Regions from separate parts of the Homo sapiens genome. Here all the other regions are linked to region 3. Evidence: chromatin contacts called from ENCODE Hi-C or POLR2A ChIA-PET data. All regions are on one chromosome and are shown on one strand. The core of a region is the stretch at or near the end of the contact, and the rest is flanking DNA. Distances in the headings are between cores, read along the strand shown.

Region 1 (2,796 bases), core at 174-2,673, 710 kb after region 3:
TTGCAAAATAAACACAACCCTGCCCACCGACTGTGGAGAAAGATTTCTGCCAACTGGGGGACCCGGCAGGTAGTGGGCAGGCATTTGCCCTCCATCAACCACATGTGATTTCCTGGAGGAGAAGGGGCAGTAGAGAAGGGGCAGAGTGGCAGGGCTGGGATGGACCTAGCTTAGGGCTTGTAGGTCAGGGAAGTGAGGGAAGTGGATGTCAAGATGGAAGACACAGGCACGCTTTGTTTGCATCTGAAATCAGTGAGAATAGCTTTCTCTTCCACAAAGAACTGGATCTCTTTCACCCAGGTGAAAGGTGCTATTTCTAGCTCTTATTTCTTAATGAAAATGGCCCTCTCAGTCTGTCCTGTTTTTCTCTACTTTTGGTGGTGACATTGGAGCAGAACGATGGCATTTCCGCTTTCTATAAGAAAGAGGGCCAGGCTTGTCTAAGAACCCCCACCCCTAACTCCTAGCCTGGCATCTTCCATTAAACTTGCAGAGATGAAACAGGTGACTGACATCTTGGGCTGGGGGGACAGACGTTTAGAATTAGCTCCTGGATGCATCCAGGAATTCAGATCTGTGCTAAAACTCTCTATAGCTCCAGAAGACTGGCTTTTACAGTGGCTGTGCCCTGGAGTCTCAGAGACTGTCCTGCAGATTCAGGAAGAGAGGTGTTGTACGGACTTGCAGATTTTCTGTCTCACCGTCCCATTTAGACACAGGAAGACAAGAGAAAGTTACCTCTAGGAGGTGAAAGGAGTAAGTTTTTTGGGGGGGTCAACTGAAGATCTGTGTGAGAACCTTTTCCACACTACAACAATAGACTAAAAAAAATTGACTCAGCTTACATAGAATGCAATTGTTTTGTACAATTATTTTGCTTAAAAAGTGAAAAGGGTTTTAGAATTGTGGTTTTGAACTTGTTAGTAATTTTGATTTTTCAGTTTTATTCTTGTATTTTACAGTCACAATTATTATTATTTTTTTCTTTTTAGATCTCAAGCATGTTTAATGGCCCCCGAAAAGAATCTATAGACCCCACACTGTTTATGGGGTAAATCAAGCCTCTGGGTCTGGGATGGAAGAACCAGAGTGTGGGGTTTCAGAGAAGGGTAGTGGGGAAGAAGCCACTTGCTCTGGAGCAAGTGATCATTGGGCCTTCCCTGGGATGGCCCCAGGGAGCACGCCTCTGGCCGACCTCCACCGGCCTGCCAACCCAGGCTGCGGGGGCGGCTGCGAGTCCCCCGAAGGTAAATGACGCGGCATCAGCGGGGTCCCTGTGTCAACTGCATGATGGCTTTCAGGCCTGGGGCTGGTGGCTTCCTGTCTCACCGCTGAGAGCGAGGCTATTTCAGGATCTCGCTGCTTCCGTCTGTTCCGGGGAGGGCAGGATGGAGGGCGGGCAGTGGAGAGGAGGCGGAGGCCCGGGTCTACATCTACCAGGTGTTTCAGAGGCAAACTTTCTTTTTCCTCCTGTTTCTGCTGCCCACTGCTGGTGGAATGGGTTTGTCAAGTTGGCATTACTTTCTTTGAAATGCTTTTTATTCACTGCTTTTGGAGTAAAAAACAAAACTCAGTCATATCCCTACTCAAGGCTTGGATAATTGCCCAATACAGCAACATCTTCTGTAGTAAAATTTACCTTCAAAAATCCTGTGAATCATTAGGACCTGATGGGTTCTGAGAATTTCACTTATTTTGTTTGTTTGTTTGTCTCTTGGGCATTTTAGCTGTGCCTTCCCTGTCCCTGGGGCGATGGGGATGAGGGAACAGTGACAGGGTCAATAAATGCGCCTCTGCCTGCCTATTTCTCTCTCCTTCTCTTTGTCTGCACTCACTTAGCTGAATTTGGGTAAGATGGTTGTTTGTGGGAGCCAACCCCATTGTACTTCTGCACAGTACGTTTACTGCTGTCAGAACACTCTCACACGCACACGCACCAAGCCATTGTTTGGGGAAACTTCCCTGGCAGGTCGAAGGAATGGAATTGCTGTCTCCATTTCCCATCTCAGGACGCTGAGGCTGGGAGAAGGGGACCGGCCTGTGCGGGTTGCAGGATGCGTGGCTGGGGTTTGAAGCAGCGTCCCCACCCCCGTGCGTGGGCTGTTGCCATTGCCCCACGTTTCTCACGTTTCCCCTTGGCCTTACTTGAGATTCCCTGTTCCCTGTGGAGGGGCCTAGGAAGGGCCCCTGATTGACTTTTGGCCCCAAACCGTGACTCTCTCTCAGAGGTGGCTCAGGGAACTTTAATGATTTAGGGCAGCGCTGCTTAGCCAGGGGCAATTTTGTTTCTCAGGGGACATTTGGCAGTGTCTAGAAACATTTTTGGTTTTCACAATTGGGGGTTGCTACTGGCATCTAGTGGGTAGAGGCTGTTAAACACCCTGTAGCCCAGAGGACAGGCCCCTCCTGCCCTGCAACAAACAATTATCCGGCCCAGAATGTCAACAGTGCCAAGGGTGAGAAGCTCTGGTTTAGGGGAGTGAACTCCAGGTGGTTAGGAACTATCGCCACATATTTCTTGCCTTCTTCTAAGCTCTCGGTCCATGATGTTCAGCAAGGAGTCACTGAGCACCTCCCACACGCATGGCACACTCCCATCTAGGCTGCCTGCCTGTGCCATCTCCTTACACTCTCAAAGGCATGGTAAAGTGGGTGAATCTCTCCATAGGACTCATGAGAACATGAGGGTTTAGAGGGTGTCACCGTTGGGTGTCCTGGGAGGTAGGCTCTGGGGTGGATATTTGTATGCAGAACCAGCCTCTGTAGGGAGAGAGGGACTCAGGATGGGGCAGAGAA
Region 2 (2,898 bases), core at 369-2,868, 560 kb before region 3:
AGACGGGACCTAACCAGACAATGGGCTGCTGCGGGGGACGCTGACATAACTGAAGGGATAGGAGAGCCAGCGGGCGCCCATCCTGGCTCCTCCATTCACAAGCTGTGCACTTTGAGGACAGTCAAGGAAACTTCCTAACCCTCAGTTTCCACCTCTGTAAGGTGGGAGAAATGTTGGTCACTACCTCACAGAGTTTTACACGGATCAACTAAGATGACCTATGTCAAGTGCTTAGCACAGTGTAAGTGCTCAACACAAAGTAAGTGCTCAAAAGACATCAGTGACTGCCGTTATCATTACTGACACCAGGAGGAGTTCTAGATGACGGGAAGGGGCTCTGGGCTGGGATCGGAAGACCTGTATTCTGATATCTGTCCTGCCATAGTGGCCGGGTGGCTTTGGATAAATCCCTTCACCACTCAGCCTCAGGTGACTTTTTCTAAAGGGGAACAAAGGGCTTAAGGGCTCAGGAGCCCAGTCTCTGAAGCCAGACACACCTGAGTTTGAAAACCTGGGTCCACCATACACTTGGGCAAGCCATTTAGCCTTTCTGGGCCTCAGTTCTCTCATCTGTAAAAATGGGGACAATATACACCTGGAAGGATTTTTTCAGGAGGCAGCGAGATAAAATACAGTTTAAAAGAATATCTGACATGGCAAACTCTCAAAAAATGGTGCTTATTATCATTATTATTCATGGATATAGTAGGCACAACAATAGACCCTCAAAGATGTCCATGTCCGGATTCTCAGAACCTGTGAATATGTTACCTTACGTGGCAAAAGGAACTCTGAGATGTGATAAAGTTAAACTTCGAGATGGGGAGATGATCCTGATTGATCTGGGTGGACCTAGCAAGGGAAGGCCTCGGGGTCACCGGGGTGCCCCAGCTGAGCACTCGAACAAGAGTCTGTGATCCTGCCTCCACTTCCCCATCCTCCCCATGCACCCCATGCAGGGAGAGTTTTCATGCACGGGGTGTGTTTGGAAGGCCAGTGCTCTTCCTTTCTCATCCTGAAAGTAATGCAAGCAAACCATTTCCTGTGTCAGAGTTTAGTTCCCCTTTCAGGAAATGGGGAAGTGCTGGTTTAGCGTCCCAGGCTGGTAGGAGCTTGGCATGGTCCCCCGCCATCACAGCCTCACTGCCCCCAACCAAACACTGGCCCACTATTTTCAACCCAAAAACTAGCAAGTAATTTTCATAGAGCTCTGAGCTCACTGATGACTATCTGCAGTCACACAAAGGGGACGCCCTGTGTTTATGTCACCTCTGTTCCCAGAGTTGATGATTATTGCTGAGCTTTCTGCCCTCTGAATATACCAGGATCCCTGAACTTAGACCATAAGATAGATATCTTCCTCTCCAGTACATATCAGATATATATCTTCCTCTTCCGACCTGATTTCTGATGCAGGTTTTCCAGTCATCACCAATGATACTAAAATTCTCCAGAAAAAAAAAATGTCATTTTATAGAGAAATAAACACACCAATTGTCACCTTTAGAAGTGTGGGGAATCTTGCACCCTGGCCTGGTCTTACAGTGACTAGCTGTGCTTGATGATGTCAACAGCAAACCTCAACCAAGGGCCAAACCAGGGCCTGCACTCCGTGCCGCGCACCCTGCTGTGGCGCACTGATGTTTAGATCCTGTTCTTCAATGAGACGGTGCACTCGCGAGTGCCAGGCACAGACTTCCAGCCACCCCGCCCACAGGCTTGCTTGCTGCCCAGAGGACACAGCCCAGGGTGATAGACCCATCTGCCAGCACCACACACAGCTCAGGGGGCTTCAGTGCCAATGAGCTTTCCCTACAGTGGTGTAGGAACAAGCCCTAAAGAGTGCCAGGCTTGCACTCTCTCTTTACAACTGACATTTCTTCTCCCAAGAAAAGAGAAAGTGTAGGTGGGGACAATTTACAATCAGACCCATCTTCCCCTCCCTCGTCACTTAACCTCCCTGCCCAGTTTCCACATCTATAAGGTGGAAAAAAACACCACCTACTTCTCAGGGTTGTTGCAAAGGGTAGACATTGTCCATAAAGCACCTGGCAGGATGCCTGGTATGTTCAAGTGGTGCGGTCCAAGCCCCTCCTGTTCCTGAGTTTGGGTGGTGACCCTGGGCACTGAGGGATACCAGAGTCTCTAGATCCACTTGGTTCTTGAGTTTCCCATTGTGAGCTGCTAAATTTCAGAGATCAAGAGATACCAGCCCTAACTCAAAACATGTGTCCATATCTTTTCGGTACAGATAATGAGAGTTTGGATGGTAAGTAACACCTTTAGTTAGCCCTCAATATATGGTAGCCCAATTGTCAGTATACTGTGTGGGAGATAATGAAAGCTAATAGCTAACATTACACGCTTTTGTCCTTTTAATGCTCCCAAAATCCCAATGAGACGGGGTGGTGCTAGCCTTAAAACAAGGAAATTGAGTCATAGGGAGGCTATACTGCCAGCATATGGGATGTTAACCGAGGTGTGTTCTGCTCTTAACCATGGATCTGCACTGACTGCCCTTCCCTTTCTGATTAACTGAGAACATACACCTACCTTCCAAAGGCAGGGCCAATGGGACTGGTAATTCCTGAACATGTTGTAGAAGGAAGGCAGCCAATCCATTCGCTTTCACCGTGGCAAGATCAAGCAGCCTTCTTGCCTACAGGAAAGGCAGAAGACATTATTCTTCCAGGAAGGCTGATGGAGCAATGTGGGAAGGCTTACTGATTACTGCAACTTCATAAGCATCTCTCTTCCATCCAGAATAAAAGGTCAAAAAAACAACCGAACAACCACATGAGTTTCAAGTAGTTAATACAGTGTTGGATGGTGAATTGAACGCATGCATCCAATCTGGCTCCTACTCAAAACTCACTAAAACAGTGAATAACTGAAAAA
Region 3 (3,259 bases), core at 460-2,959:
TTTACAGTGAGAAGCTGGAGCCGCGGACCATGAACTCCTGGAAAGTTCTATCAGGGCCTCAGAAGGGCTCACCACCTTCACCAGCCTAAACTTAGTGGTCACCCATCCCACGCCACCCTCTGCATAGACAGGGCATCTGTGACATGGGAATTTTTTAAAAATAAAAAGATGGGCCAAAGGGTCAAGAGCAGGCAATGCCTTACAGGGCTGACATAATTGCTGTCTGGGATTGGGGGATGGGGAGGAGCATTCTGGATGTTTCTATTCTTGGCAAGGAAAGCACCTCCGGGTCCTGCACCATCAAAAAACACTCACACACCAATGTTCTCAGGGAATGAATGATAGGCCCGTGCTAAGCGGTCTCATCTTGAGTTGTGATGATGGGGAAAAAGGTGTGGAGGGCTGGAGGCGGGGTGGTGGTCAAGGGTAGATGTGTTTAACTAAGGGGGATGGGAGGAGAGTGAATGGATAAAGGGGGGGGCCTGGGGAAGGTGTGGACGGTTAAGAGGGAGGGGAGGAAGGTGTGGACGACTAAGGGAGGACAGGAGACGGAGGGTGTGGACGGCTAAGGAGGCTTGGGGAAAGGTGTGAACGACTGGGGGGTTGGGGATGGCCAGCAGCACCCCCGTGCAACAGCAGCGAAGGCAGGCCGTGGGGGTGGCCGCTCCTAGACCCTCACAACCCCCCTCTGTGGGCGTGTGCCCGGCTGCGCATTCGCACCGGCCAGGCCATCGGGCCGCAGAGCCAGCACTCACCCCACGACTCCCTGGTTGTAGTTCCTCCGTTTCCACGGGGTCCCGCTGTACACGACCCCGCCGCCGTCTGCTCGGCCGCCCCCCGCGGCCCGCCCTCCGCTGGGCTGCAGCAGGCTGTAGTTGAGTCCATACGTGCTGGCCTTGTTGTCGCGCTTCCTCTTGTTGCTGCTGCCCGAGGCCGAATCGGCTGGATCGGCGGCGGGGACGGCGGCCGAAGGGTGCGGGGACGAGGACGCCGAGGGAGGCGAGGACGCCGAGGAGCCCGCCCGGCGGGCCCAGGCCCCGGGCTGGTGGTGGTTGTTGTTGTTGTTGGTCGTCTCTAGGGGCAGGAAGTCCCGCTGCTCCGCGGGCAGCGCGTGGCTGCCCAGCAGGCGCTCCCCGGAGCGATACATGCCGGCCGGGGCCGGGGCCGGGGCCGAGGCCGCGCCGCCGGGGCTGCCGGTGCTGCTGCCGCTCCCGCCGGTGGCCGTGCTGCTGCTGCTGCTGCTGCCGCCGCCGCCGCTCGCGCCGCCGCTGCTGTGACAGTGGTGGTTGAAGTAGAGGTTCCTCAGCCCCTGGGTCGTCTCCCAGATCTGCATCCACAGACTGTTGGACGGTCCGAGCTGCTCTGGCTGAAACCAGGCGATCCTCGGATCCATCAAACGGCGGCGGCCGCTGCCCCCGCCCCTCCCGGCCGCCCGCAGGGCCGCCGCCGCCGCCGCCTCAGGCGCACGCCCGGCCTCGGCTGCTGCTGCTGCTGCCGCTGCTGCCGCTGCTGCTGCTGCTGCTGCTCGGGGCCCGCCGCGGGCGGCGCGGTCGCGCAGGGAGCCCGGCCGGCGCCGGCGGCGTCGCTCCCGCCCTCGGGGGCTCCGCGGGCCCTCCCCCCCTCCCTCCGCCCCTCCGCCCCTCCGCCGAGCCCCTGTCACTGGGGTCCCCGTGCAAATGGCGGCGGCGGCGGCGGCGGCTCCACAGAAGAGCGAGCGGCGGCGGCGGCAGCGGCGGCAGCGAGACGCGCCTGCTCCGTAGCGTCCTCGCTCCTCCGGCCCCGGGGCGGGGCCTCTGCCGGCTCCGCCCCTCTCGCTCCGCCCCCCCCCCCCACCGCCCCGCCCTCACGCGCTCGCCCCGCCCCCGCTGCGCCGCGCAGCAGCCCGGGAGGCCTCGCCGTGCGTCACAGAGGCCGCGGCGCGACGGGGCCGCAACCGCCTGGCCCAACCGTACTTGCGCCATCTGTGGAGTGCTCCCACGTACCTGGGCGTCCGGGAGCTTCTGAGGCGCGCGCGGCTTCTCCGCCTCGGCTTCCCCGGTGCTGAGCGTGGACGAGGCCGCATGGAGGTTGCCGCCCGCCCCGCAGGGAGCGCGTTGTGGGAGGTGCCACTCCGCCCCTCGCTCCTCGCCCCTCCCATCCCTGTGGCCGCCGGATCCCGGGCCCTCGCAACCCTTCCTGACGTCTTGGCTTCTGCCTGCTTTCTAAAACACTTTCTTTTTAAAAAAAAAAAAAAAAAAAAAAACAGCCTATAACACTTTTTCTGGTGGCGTGGGGACACGCCCCCTGCCCGAGCGTGTGCCCCGGGGTCCTGACGCGGGCTGCGCGAGACCCTGCACGGCTACGTGTGCCCCGCCCTGCTGCGCCCTGGCCGGGGTGGGGGACCCCTCACCCCGGCCTGAGGCCACAGAAACCTGTACCCCATGCATAGCCCTGGGGGAGACCACTAAGACTGAGAGTGTGAGCCAAGGGCGGAAAGCCGCAGCCGCACACTCAACCCACTTTACAGGGACACGCAAACACGTGTAGATGCACAGAGAAGCAGACACACTCCTGCGCGGCGTAGCAAAGACGCTCTCCTGCCCTAAGGTGCACCAACAGCCTTAGAAAGCTCTTCTGAGTTCAGCATTAAATTTTAAGAAAACCCAAAACCTTTTAATCCTAAAATGAAGATTTAGCATCAGCAAAGATTGTCCACTAGGTCGTTATTTGCATGTCTTTCAAATCTCAGTGGTTAAAAAGCCAAGGAAAGGGGAATGTTAAGTATTTTAAATCAAGAGACTAAAAGAAAGTAAGTGAACAGCTTCTATGTGGGCCCTTTAAGGTTGGTCCAACGTCCAGAACAAGTCCCTGATGCCTGATATTGGCCTTCCATTTTGGGAGCTCAATATCCTGGAAAGTTTTTATGACAAATAGTGGAAAACTATCAAAGAACTAAGTGTCGCTCTACCTTTTTCTTTCTTTCGAGACTAACTCTTGCTCTGTCATCTGGAGTTCAGTGACTCATTCACAGCTCACTGCAGGCTCGGCCTCTTGGGTTCAAGCGATCCTCTTGCCCCAGCCTCCGAGTAGCTAGGACTATAGGCACGCGTCAACATGGCATAGAGACGAAGTTGCTCTGCGCTGCCCAGGCTGGTCTGGAACTCCTGGACTTAAGCGATCCTCCTACCTCAGACTCCAAAACTGCTGGGATTACAAGGGGGTGAGCCACCACGCCTGACCTTACTTTTTTTTTTTTTTTTGGTAAGAGAATAAATAGCAC

The links. Hi-C counts contacts between places; a loop is a spot of excess contacts on that map. ChIA-PET counts read pairs that join two places held with the same protein, here RNA polymerase II (POLR2A). Pooled maps may share reads with other maps.
Region 1: a pooled map shows a loop between it and region 3 (10-fold over the local background). The contact joins the enhancer-like site here to the promoter of TENT4B in region 3. A Hi-C loop is called at or near these places in 5 of 50 pooled maps.
Region 2: a pooled map shows a loop between it and region 3 (2.7-fold over the local background). The contact joins the enhancer-like site here to the promoter of TENT4B in region 3. A Hi-C loop is called at or near these places in 5 of 50 pooled maps. POLR2A ChIA-PET finds 5 or more read pairs at or near these places in 2 of 52 experiments (T-cell and activated CD4-positive, alpha-beta T cell).

What each region holds. Positions count from the first base shown.
Region 1 is chr16:49,440,143-49,442,938 of GRCh38, reverse strand. The region is part of intron 2 of LOC105371244 (a long non-coding RNA gene); the gene reads left to right. Among named protein-coding and RNA genes, the nearest start is that of LINC02179, 25 kb to the left of the region's middle. RefSeq lists enhancers at 1,183-1,462, 718-1,665. Within about 2 kb of position 1,423, at least 8 of the 41 ENCODE cell types and tissues checked have a DNase peak (open chromatin) inside an H3K27ac peak, as active enhancers do.
Region 2 is chr16:50,707,616-50,710,513 of GRCh38, reverse strand. It overlaps NOD2 (nucleotide binding oligomerization domain containing 2), which reads right to left. Exons shown (of 12, transcript NM_001370466.1): 3 at 2,554-2,659. Among named protein-coding and RNA genes, the nearest start is that of NOD2, 15 kb to the right of the region's middle. RefSeq lists silencers at 284-489, 898-1,107. Within about 2 kb of position 1,618, at least 7 of the 41 ENCODE cell types and tissues checked have a DNase peak (open chromatin) inside an H3K27ac peak, as active enhancers do.
Region 3 is chr16:50,151,756-50,155,014 of GRCh38, reverse strand. TENT4B (terminal nucleotidyltransferase 4B) reads right to left here and starts at 1,709. Exons shown (of 12, transcript NM_001365324.3): 1 at 756-1,709. The coding sequence starts at 1,393. RefSeq lists enhancers at 9-58, 1,696-2,653 and silencers at 870-1,039, 1,160-1,209, 1,390-1,489, 1,720-1,879, 1,990-2,159 and 1 more.